Regions from separate parts of the Homo sapiens genome. Here region 1 is linked to region 2. The links are chromatin loops, found by intact Hi-C in ENCODE. Cell type or tissue: HepG2. All regions are shown on one strand.

What was found. Peaks named below come from ENCODE experiments on the same cell type or tissue, not always from the same donor. Only the 100,000 strongest peaks of a DNase experiment are listed, where the experiment ranks them.
Region 1: a loop joins it to region 2, with 5 times the contacts of the local background. A loop is called at or near these places in 20 of 110 quality-filtered maps.

The regions. Positions count from the first base shown.
Region 1 is chr9:38,060,262-38,065,261 of GRCh38, forward strand. All of the region lies in intron 1 of SHB (SH2 domain containing adaptor protein B), which reads right to left. Among named protein-coding and RNA genes, the nearest start is that of SHB, 6.5 kb to the right of the region's middle. In HepG2, no CTCF peak of the experiment used is centred here; DNase peaks (open chromatin) are centred at 2,890 and 3,353; H3K4me3 peaks cover 1,902 bases.
Region 2 is chr9:37,961,870-37,966,869 of GRCh38, forward strand. The region is part of intron 3 of SHB (SH2 domain containing adaptor protein B); the gene reads right to left. Among named protein-coding and RNA genes, the nearest start is that of SLC25A51, 60 kb to the left of the region's middle. In HepG2, no CTCF peak of the experiment used is centred here; DNase peaks (open chromatin) are centred at 2,322, 2,762, 4,042 and 4,952.

The sequences.
Region 1 (5,000 bases), 98 kb after region 2:
CCTCCCGGGTTCAAGCAATTCTCCCACCTCAGCCTCCCAAGTAGCTGGGATTACAGACATGTGCCAACACGCCGAGCTAATTTTTGTATTTTTAATAGAGACAGTGTTTCACCATGTTGGCCAGGCTGGTCTCCAACTCCCGACCTTAGGTGATCCACCTTGGCCTCCCAATGTGCTGGGATTACAGGAAGTGCTGGGATTACAGGCATGAACCACCGACCTGACTTTAGACAAGTGACTTAACCTGTCTGTGCCTTGGTTTCCTCATATGTAAAAATGAAAATAGAAGTAGCAGTAGTAGTAGCTACCTCAAAGGACTGTAGTGAGGAGTAAAGTTACATACAAAGCACACAGAACTGCACCTAGCTCAGAGTATGTATAATAAAAGTATTAGCTAATATTACTGTAGTGGAAAACTCCCTTAATTCAAGTGATTGTACCTTTTTTACTCAAATACCTCCTCCTCACCCTGCATCTCCTGTGGCTCCATGAAATCAAGGCCCTGCCCAGAACAGTCTCTGTGCCAAGACAGCTTTTAGCTCACCCACACCACTTTATTTACAGATAAATTCTGACATACAGATGTGGGTTTCAACCTTGGTTCCTGTGTCCTCAACCAAAAGATAAGCTTTTCAGGGGCGGGCACTATCCAGGCCCTGGTTCATCCCTGTATCCACACAGCTCCTGATGGTGGCCTGCATATAGCAATTGCTCAGTCAGCACAGGCCAAATGAAAGCTAGGAAGTCAGAGACGACCACCACCTTTGTCCTGCGGAAAATGCACAACCTTCTGGGCACAGTGGCTCACACCTGTAATCCCAGCACTTTGGGAGGCCAAGGCAGACGGATCACTTGAGCCCAGGAGTTTGAGATCAGCCTGGGCAATAAAAAAATACAAACATTAGTTGGGTGTGCTGGCGTGTGACTATAGTCCCAGCTACTTGAGAGGCTGAGGTGGGAGAATCGCCTGAGCCTGGGAAGTTGAGGCTGCAGTGAGCTGTAATCGTGCCACTCACTCCAGTATGGGGGACAGGAGTGAGATCCTGTCTCAAAAAAAAAAAAAAAAAGAAATAGAAAATACATCACCCCTACCACCACCATCAACCAACCTCACAAAGCCACAGGGTGTGTTGCCGTCAGCCAGCCAGCATGCGAGCTCTGTTGGAAAGTCACACGTCCCAGTTTATTTTCTAGGGCCAAGCCTGGCCTACCCATTCCCCACAGGCCACCACTTCTGGGCTCTCCCAGCACAAGCTAAGCTAATCAGGGGAAGGCTTGACCACAGGCAAGTTAGACCTTGCTGACTGATCAGAAGAAACCACAGCTGTTTCAGATTTGACTTTTAAAGCTAATTTTTATGGGTCAGAAATGCTCTGGGGGCAAAGAGAGGATAGGGTCAAGTCATGGGGGTTAAGCCCTGGGGTAATCAGTCATGTTCTGAGATTGTCAGATTAGAGAGGACAGTCACCTGATCTCCTTCAAGGAAACTTAAGTTCCTTGTTGATCAGGGCCAATGTACCGCCAGTCTCTTCCTCCAAACAGAGCACACACAGCCCGGCAAATCCTTGAAGGGAAGGAATGCTTGGTGTTAGAATGAGAAGACATGACAGTTACAAGACTCACGTTTTGTGCAGCTGTCCCTTGGGATGTGCCAACTCTGTGCTCAGAATTTCTCTATAAAATAACTCAAGTGCTGCATTAACATCTCATTTCTGGAACTCTGAGGCAGATGGGAGACAGAGAAACAGAAAAGCCAGCTCTAGGGCCTCTTCTAGGGACACCAAAGCAAAGGCTGAAAGCGGAGAAATTACAGCAGAGGGATGCAAGAAGAGTAGCATTAAGTAAAGGGGAGGAGGAGACATGTAACATATATTCCAGTAAATATCCAAGCCTCATACTACTTATTTCCATTGAAACCACGGAAAATAGAGGAAGCATATAGGTTTTGAACTCAAGACTGCACTGGTGTGATCCTTGCTCTATCACTTTGCAGCTGTGTGACATTAGGCAAGTCATCAACCTCTCTAAGCCTCAGTTTCTTTATCCGGAATATGGGGATAAGGTAGATGATGGCATCGAAGGCCCTAATTAATGGCTTGCCTGTATCCCTGCCCTTTGCCATGGGACACTGCAGCTCCTCCTCTCTCCTTGAATTGTGGCTGGCCTTATGATTTGCTTTAGTCAACAGAATGCAGCAGAAGGGTCACCATGCCAGTTTCCAACCTCAAGAGACCTTATGCGCTCCTGCTTTTTCTTGGAACCCTGCTGCCGTCATATGAACATGTGCTGGAGGAGGAGAGACCACACGGAACAGAGCTGAATTGTTGCAGCCCAAGGCCATCCTAAACCAGCCCACCAAACACGTAAGAAAGCCTAGCCAGGATCAGCAGGGCTGCATACCCACCCCACCCCCAGTGACTGCAAAGGCATGAGTGAGCCCAACTGAGACTAGAAAAATGACTCAGATATGCAGGCTCTTGGCTATAATAAAACCTTATCGTTTAAAGCAGGGGTTGGAAGCTAGAGCGCACAGGCCAGCTGCCTGTTTTTGTAAATAAAGTTTTATTGGGATACAGCTGTTCCCATTAATTTCCATATTGTCTATGGCTGCTTTCAAGCTACAGTGGCAGAGCTGAAGAGCTACAATAGAGACAGCATGGCCCACAATCAAACCACGGGCGGTTTTGGGGTGATTTGTTATGTAGCAACAGCTAATACAGTACTCAAGCCTCTCCCAGTGGGACAGTGAGGATTAAATGACCGATTAAGTGGTTACTATGAAGCCTGGGGAATGTATTTCCCTTCTGGGGAATCAACCAGGAAAAACTGGATTTGATACGCAGCATTTCTCTCACACTGCTTTCAGGGGATGGGACTTCAAAGGGGAAAGTGTCCCAAGCCAAACCACAGCTATCAAGTGCAACCCTGACCTTTGCCATTAGTGATATTTTAAGAACTGGAGAGTGTGGCTGTTCATCAAATGGGAATGACTGACAACTCATGTTTGACCCCGGCTTCAATCAAGCCCTACATCAATGATTTTATGTGAAACAGGACAAATGATAATTCACAACTCCGCAGCAAGGCACATGGGACTTTCTTCCCTTTGTGGGCTCCAACCTCCTTCTGCAGTCTCCCACCACACCTGCCCTGCTGCCCCCAGCCATCCTCTCCAGCCTCCAGGCCATGGCACAGGCTGCTTTATTCCTTCTGCATGAAAAGCCCTCTTCCCCACTCCCCTGCCTTGGGAATTCCCACTCAGCCTTCTACACTCAGCTCAAGAGTGGCCTTCTGCTGAAGGCCCTCTTTGGCTTCCCAGCCAAGTTCAGGCCCTCCCAACCCTGTGCACACACTTCTGGCATTCCTCGGGTTGTGATATTGTCTCTCTGGTTGTATCTGTCTCCCTGACTAGACCGGGAGAAGCTGGTATTCAACTGCAAACTGAGAAGCTTCCTTTTTGGAAAGTTAGCCACCACTTACTTCTCTCTGAATTCCCTCTGCCTAGCAGGCAGTTTAGAAACTGTTTGCTGGATGTTTTTTTTTTTTTTTTTTTAAAGTTAGACATGATATTATTTATTCTGTAACTATGGAAAAAGTGTTATTTAACTCAACTCTGGATGCTGACAAAATATAAAGTGTTGGTACACATTAGTATGTATTTAAAACCTGGGAAAACTGATGTCATGATGCTCCTGACTTAGTTGTGGTGGAAACAACATTTATTTAATTATAATAAAAGAAACAAGACTTCAGCAGAAAATATAACTGGATGAGACCTGTTTGGCTGCACAAAAGGAGACCTACCAAAGTAACTGGCCTCTTTTGTCATCATTTTTTTTTTTTTTCATAAAGCACAACTTGAAGGAATACTGTGTCTACCTATTCCAGTTTCGTTTTCTCATCCCAGGAGCTCGGGACCTCACCGTCTCTCACCAGAACTACAACTGTCCCCTAACTTTGATCCTATTTTCCCCAGATTTTGGCAGCTGTTTATAGCCTGGATGCCCCTCCACCATGGCTCTGAGTACATCCCTTCCCTGGCTCAACAACCTTCAAGGTCTCCCCTGTGGGGTCCAACTTCAAGCCCCTACCTCTCTCACACTGTCATCTCTCATTCCCCAAACAAGGCCCAGCTGCATGAAAGTGCTGCTTTCCAAGAACAGGCCTCACATTGAGATTTTATACACATACACACACGTCTATGTTCACACACATGTATACACTTACATATACACACCCTGACACATAAGCACTCCTGCAGCGTGCAGTCACCCTCTCCCCTGAGCTGAGATTCCACTTCCAACCCTAGATCCAGCTCAAAGCCACCTTCTAGGTGATGAACTTCCCAAATTCTTCAAGATAAAAACACTGGGAAACAAAGGATGAAATTCCTGTCAATCTCCTCCAGGAGCTCAGGCCAGAGATCATGGACAAGTCTCCTGCATCCTTCACTACCTCCCCTCCTCACTCACACTTGTACCAAGACATCTCTGAGTACAAAGTAAATGCTGGAAAAAGTGGGCTATGTTAGGGGAGAAACCAGTAGAGTAAGGCTAGTTTCTCTTCCAAATAATTCTAAATGGAAAAGTTGGCAGGGTGCCGTGGTTCTCACTTGTAATCCCAGCACTTTGGGAGGCCAAGGCAGGAGGATTGCTTGAGCCCAGGAGCCTGGGCAACACAGAGAGACCTCCTCTCTACAAATAAAAAAAATTAGCCAGGCGTGACAGTACATGGCCCCAGTTACTCAGGAGGCTAAGGCGGGAGGATTGCTTGAGGCTGGGAGGTTGAGGCTGCAGTGAGCCATAACTGCACTCCAGCCTAGGTGACAGAGTGAGACCTCTAACAATAGATAAAGACTAAATGAGGTGCCAGAAGTGGTTTTCCTGGATCCATGAGTGAGGGGCAGAAGGAAGGCCGGATCTACAGTGTGCCTGGCCTCCCAAAAGCTGTCTGGCTGGAAATAATGTGAAAACAACTGCTTCCTGACTGCCTGATGGGGT
Region 2 (5,000 bases):
ACACTTTGCAGAGATGGGGCCATGTGCCTCAGTCTCCTCGGAGTCTCCCCATGGCCGACCTGCAGCTAGCTCCGATGAATGGCCCGTGGCTGAAACCCACCCAGGGAATGGAGGAGCTGCAGTGACTCGACTCACAGTTTAGGAGTCAGGAGGACCTGGGTTTGAATCCTGTCTCTGTCATTACTGAGTGACTTGGGGCATGTTTCTTAAACTTCTTTGAGCCTTAGCTGCCTCATCTGCAAACCAGGGCTGACAATACCTGTACCGTGAAGGTAACAGATGATGTACCAAGGTCCAGGCAGGCCCCCTGTAAGCGGGAGACCCTGACCCATGGTCACATGTACGCTCTGATACAATGCCTGTATCAGAAACCACCCCTTTTTCTGACTCCTGCTGAAATTCCTGAGTGAGAAGCTCCAAGAAGATAGGGCATTTCATTCTGTTTTGTTCAAGGCTAAATTCCCGATACCTAAAACAGTGTCTGATGTACAGTGGATGCTCAACATCAGTTGAAGGAATGAACCTGCACCTGGCTCAGCAGGACTGTAAATCTTCCATTCATCAGTCAACAAAGGAAACTCAGGAGCTGGACTCACTCAAGTGATTTTGGGAACAGTTTTGAAAAATGGCTTCATCTTTCTTTTTTTTTTTTTAAGAGACAGGGTCTCATTCTGTCGCTCAGGCTGGAGTGCAGTAGCACGATCATAGCTCAATGTCACCTTGAACTCCTGGGCTCAAGCCATCCTCCTACCTCAGCCTCCCAAGCAGTAGGGACTACAGGTGCATGCTACCATGCTGGGCTAAGTTTTTTTTTTTTAAGTTTGTAGAGGTGGCCTCTCGCTATCTTACCCAGGCTGGTCTTGAACTCCTAGCCTCAAGTGATCCTCCTACCTCAGTCTCCCCCAAACGCTGGGATTATAGGAAGGAGCCACTATGCCTGGCCTAGCTTACTCTTTATTTAGTGATTCCTGCTCATGGGCAGGCACCATGGGGGACTTAAAGTCCACGTTCTCCTCTAGTTGTTGTGGCAAACCTATGAGGTCAGTGCTATTACTGCCCTCGTTTTTAAAAGTGACGCCCGGTATGGTTAGGTAAGTTGCCCAGGGCAATAGGAACAGGTTGCTATGACAGGCAATGGGTCCCAGCGCTAGCCCTTGAGCCCTCTGCTTTGGGACTGCAGCCCTGGGCAGCCTCCCCAACCCAGGAGTGCCTTCCCCGGCGGAGGTGCAGTGAGAGAAGAGCTGACAGTCTGCCGCACATCCTCTTGTCCTCACCATTGACCAAGGGTGCGGGCAGTGGCCCCCGGGGATAGGGGGTCATTCAAAGAGAACTGGAACGGAGCAACAGGACCCAGAGGAGACTGGCATGGTTCTCCAAGCTCTGACTGTCTGGCTGCTTCTTTCTGGCCTGAAGTCTATGACCCTCTCAGTTCTCCAGTATAAGATGGAGTTTCCTTTAAACAGAGGCAATAAAGGTTGGAATGATGAAAAACAAGGCACCGTGTGTAGACTGCTTGCAAGGAGCTCTCAACCGCCACAGGCTTCTTAGCCCCTCTGCACATGAGCTGGAATGAACATGGGCCACATTTGTAAACCATATGTGGCTGACAGGAGGGGCTTGAAGGCTGTTGCAGCCCTGGTGTTGGTTCACGAATGTACAGAGGCAGAGTCAAGGTGCCCAAGGCCTTGCACAGTCCCTGGCAGGGGTTCCTGCACAGCACCAACAGCTAGGCTGGGACTCTGGGGTGTTGGTGAGGGGGAAAGGTGGGTGAGAGTGGGGAGAGCTGAGGTGGAGAGCCCAGAAGGCACTGCTGCCCAGGTAGTTGTGCGACCCCAGGAAGGGGCAAGGAGGGGAGATTATGCATTGGTTTGGGAGGTAGGGTGGACTACATGACCCCCGGAGTCTATGAAAATGCCATCAACTTTCACAACAATGCACTAACATCTGTAGATGACTGAAACCCTGTTCACATGACAATGGGCCTCTGCTGTTTCAGCTTTCCAAACAACGTACTGTATCATCTCATCTGACCCTCACCAACACACAGCAAAACAAGTATTAGAATTCCCAAACAAGTATGAGAATTACCATTTTATAGATGACACAACCGAGGCCCAGAGAGGTGAGGCCCCTTCTTCCCTCTAGTTCAAGAGTGAGTTTTGCTCACCCACCTACCCCACCTGCCCAGTGAGTGTAGGTTCCTTTCAGGTACCTGTAGGACAAGTGGCTTAGCAAATGTTTGATTTGTATTTCCAGGATCACCAACAAGAGGCCTCTGTGTTCGCCTGGAAGACACACACAGGCCTCAGGGCATTGTGCTGCCACTCATGATGGGAGGTGCCTGAGAACAGAGGTCCTCATTGTGAGGGGAGGCGGCCAGCGACTCACCACAAAGCAGGCAAGCGGGAAGGCTGTGAAGCAGGTGCCAGGACGCTGCCTGGGTTCCAGGAACGCCGTACACACATGTCCAAACCTGGGATGGGGACGGCGGGCCTGGCAGAAGGGGCATGCCTTTCTTCTCTTATTTGTGACATCCCCAGAGGAAAAATGAATGCTATTACTGGGAGCAAAGACCCCACCCTAAGATCTGATGCTTGACTACAGGAAATCTAAAGATAAAGCCCGATGAAGATGATGAAATAACCCGAACGCAGAGGCCTCTACGGCTGCCAAAGCAAGCCATATTTATTGTCATAACTCATTATGCAGATGGGAAATGGAGGGCTGGAAAAAGGACTGACTCACCCAGAGTCAACAGTTAGACGTGAACTTGGACTTGAGTCCAGGTCTCCTGAGTCCTGGAGGCCCCTAACAAGTTCAGCATAAACCCTGTGTGAGTGCAATACAGTCTCAAAAACAACCATAGTAACCACAGTGATACATCTATGAGCACTCACTGTGCCCCCAACTCTCAGTGCATAGTACCGCCCCCACTGTACAGATGAAGAAACAGAGACAACTTGGCCCAGGTCATCCCGCCAACAAGTGACAGCACAGGACTTTAAATCCAGATACCCCTGGCCCCAGCACCTGAGCTCCTTCCTGAGTTCCGGGCCAGGCCCATCTGTAAAACATACCTGGGACCTACACACGTCTGATACAGTATGTCTCCCGACACTTTCACCTGCAGACACCCACAGACACTTATTTAGAATCCTAGAGCCTGGGAAAGTGACTTTTTCCCCATCCACAAGCCCAAAGACCTGCAAGGAGCAGGCTGGGCATTTGTGGAAATGAGTCTCCCTGTCCATAAGACCCAAAGCCCCAGCCCCACTGTGTATGTTTCTCTGCTGCCCATTGTGGATGGCTGTGAGGGAGGCCAGGAGAGATGGGGAGTGGAGGTCGGGGGGACAAGCCAGGTACTGGCCACAAATATGGCTTGCCAGGGCTGCCTGCACCCAACCAACACACCAGTCTCCAGGCCCACAATGTGGCATCTGGATTCATAGTCAATCCTCAGACAGGCAGGGACATGCTGTCCACTTCTCCCTGGAAGTTGAGACCAGAGGTGGCAGCCACAGCAGTCAATGGCTACTCAGAAATGCCCTCCTACTGCCTCACCTAGTGAGGAGACAGGTATACAGCATGCAAGAAAGACATGAAAACACACCGACTGTGTGTGGGCAGGCCATGAGATTTACTGGTATTCTACTGCTCCTAAGAGAACACAGGGTTGGTTTTCCTGAGACCCGATTTACTCAAATATCTTTTTTTTTTTTTTTCTCGAGACGGAGTCTCACTCTGTTGCCCAGGCTGGAGTGAGTGGCACGATTTCGGCTGACTACAACCTCCACCTCCGGGGTTCAAGTGATTCTCCTGCCTCAGCCACCTGAGTAGCTGGGATTATAGGTGCCTGTCACCATGCCCAGCTAATTTTGTATTTTGGGGCCGGGGTATCTGGATTTAAAGTCCTGTGCTGTCACTTGCTGGCGGGATGACCTGGGCCAAGTTGTCTCTGTTTCCTCATCTGTACAGTGGGGGCGGTACTATGCACTGAGAGTTGGGGGCACAGTGAGTGCTCATAGATGTATCACTGTGGTTACTGTGGTTGTTTTTGAGACTGTATTGCACTCACACAGGGTTTATGCTGAACTTGTTAGGGGCCTCCAGGATTCAGGAGACCTGGACTCAAGTAGAGACCTGGATTCAAGTGGAGACAGGGTTTCACCATATTGGCCAGGCTGGTCTCGAGCTCCTGACCTCAGGTGATCCACCCGCCACAGCCTCCCAAAGTGCTGGGATTACAGGCGTAAGCCACTGCGTCTGGCCTGATTTACTCAAATATCTGAGGGCTCACTGTGTGCCAGGCACAGATCACAGGTGTGAACAAGACAGGCAGGGTCTCTGACCTCAGGGAACTTAAAAATCTCCACATGAAGATCTCTGAGCTGCCAAACAGAAGAGCAAAAGTATTCTATCAAATCTTTGTTTTTTTTCCACTGAGGAGACAAAGGCACTTGGAGGAATATTTCTATCAATGTAATTAGCAGATGAAACAAAGCTATTAAACATTGGTGTTTTTTTCCTCTCCTTTTTTTAAGATTACTAAATGAATTTATTCATACGTCAAATAGAAAAACCAACTGGAAAAACCTGTCCCTCAGTAATACATTAGCCAAAGGAAACAAGTGATCCCCGTTCTCTCACTGAAACCCCCCTTTCCTGGGCAGACCTGCTGTTCACAGGTGTTAAACATTAATTACAACTGTTACTCATTACATAGCAAAAAGCATTTGGTACCAACACAATTGTTAATTTCCTCACAGGCTCAAGGCATTCTGGGAAGCTATACAGGGGACAGGAAGCATCATGGGAGCCTAAGGGGAGCCAGTTTGGAAGAGACAGCATTCTCCTGGCTAGGACAGGTGGTGGTGGTGGCCGGGTTTAAGGTTCTCCAAGGGACCCTCTGCAGATGCCGGGGCCCTGTTTATTCTGAGCACGTGAAGATGAGTCACATAGCTTGGTGGGAATAGCAAGTGTGGAGCAGTGCCCTACACACA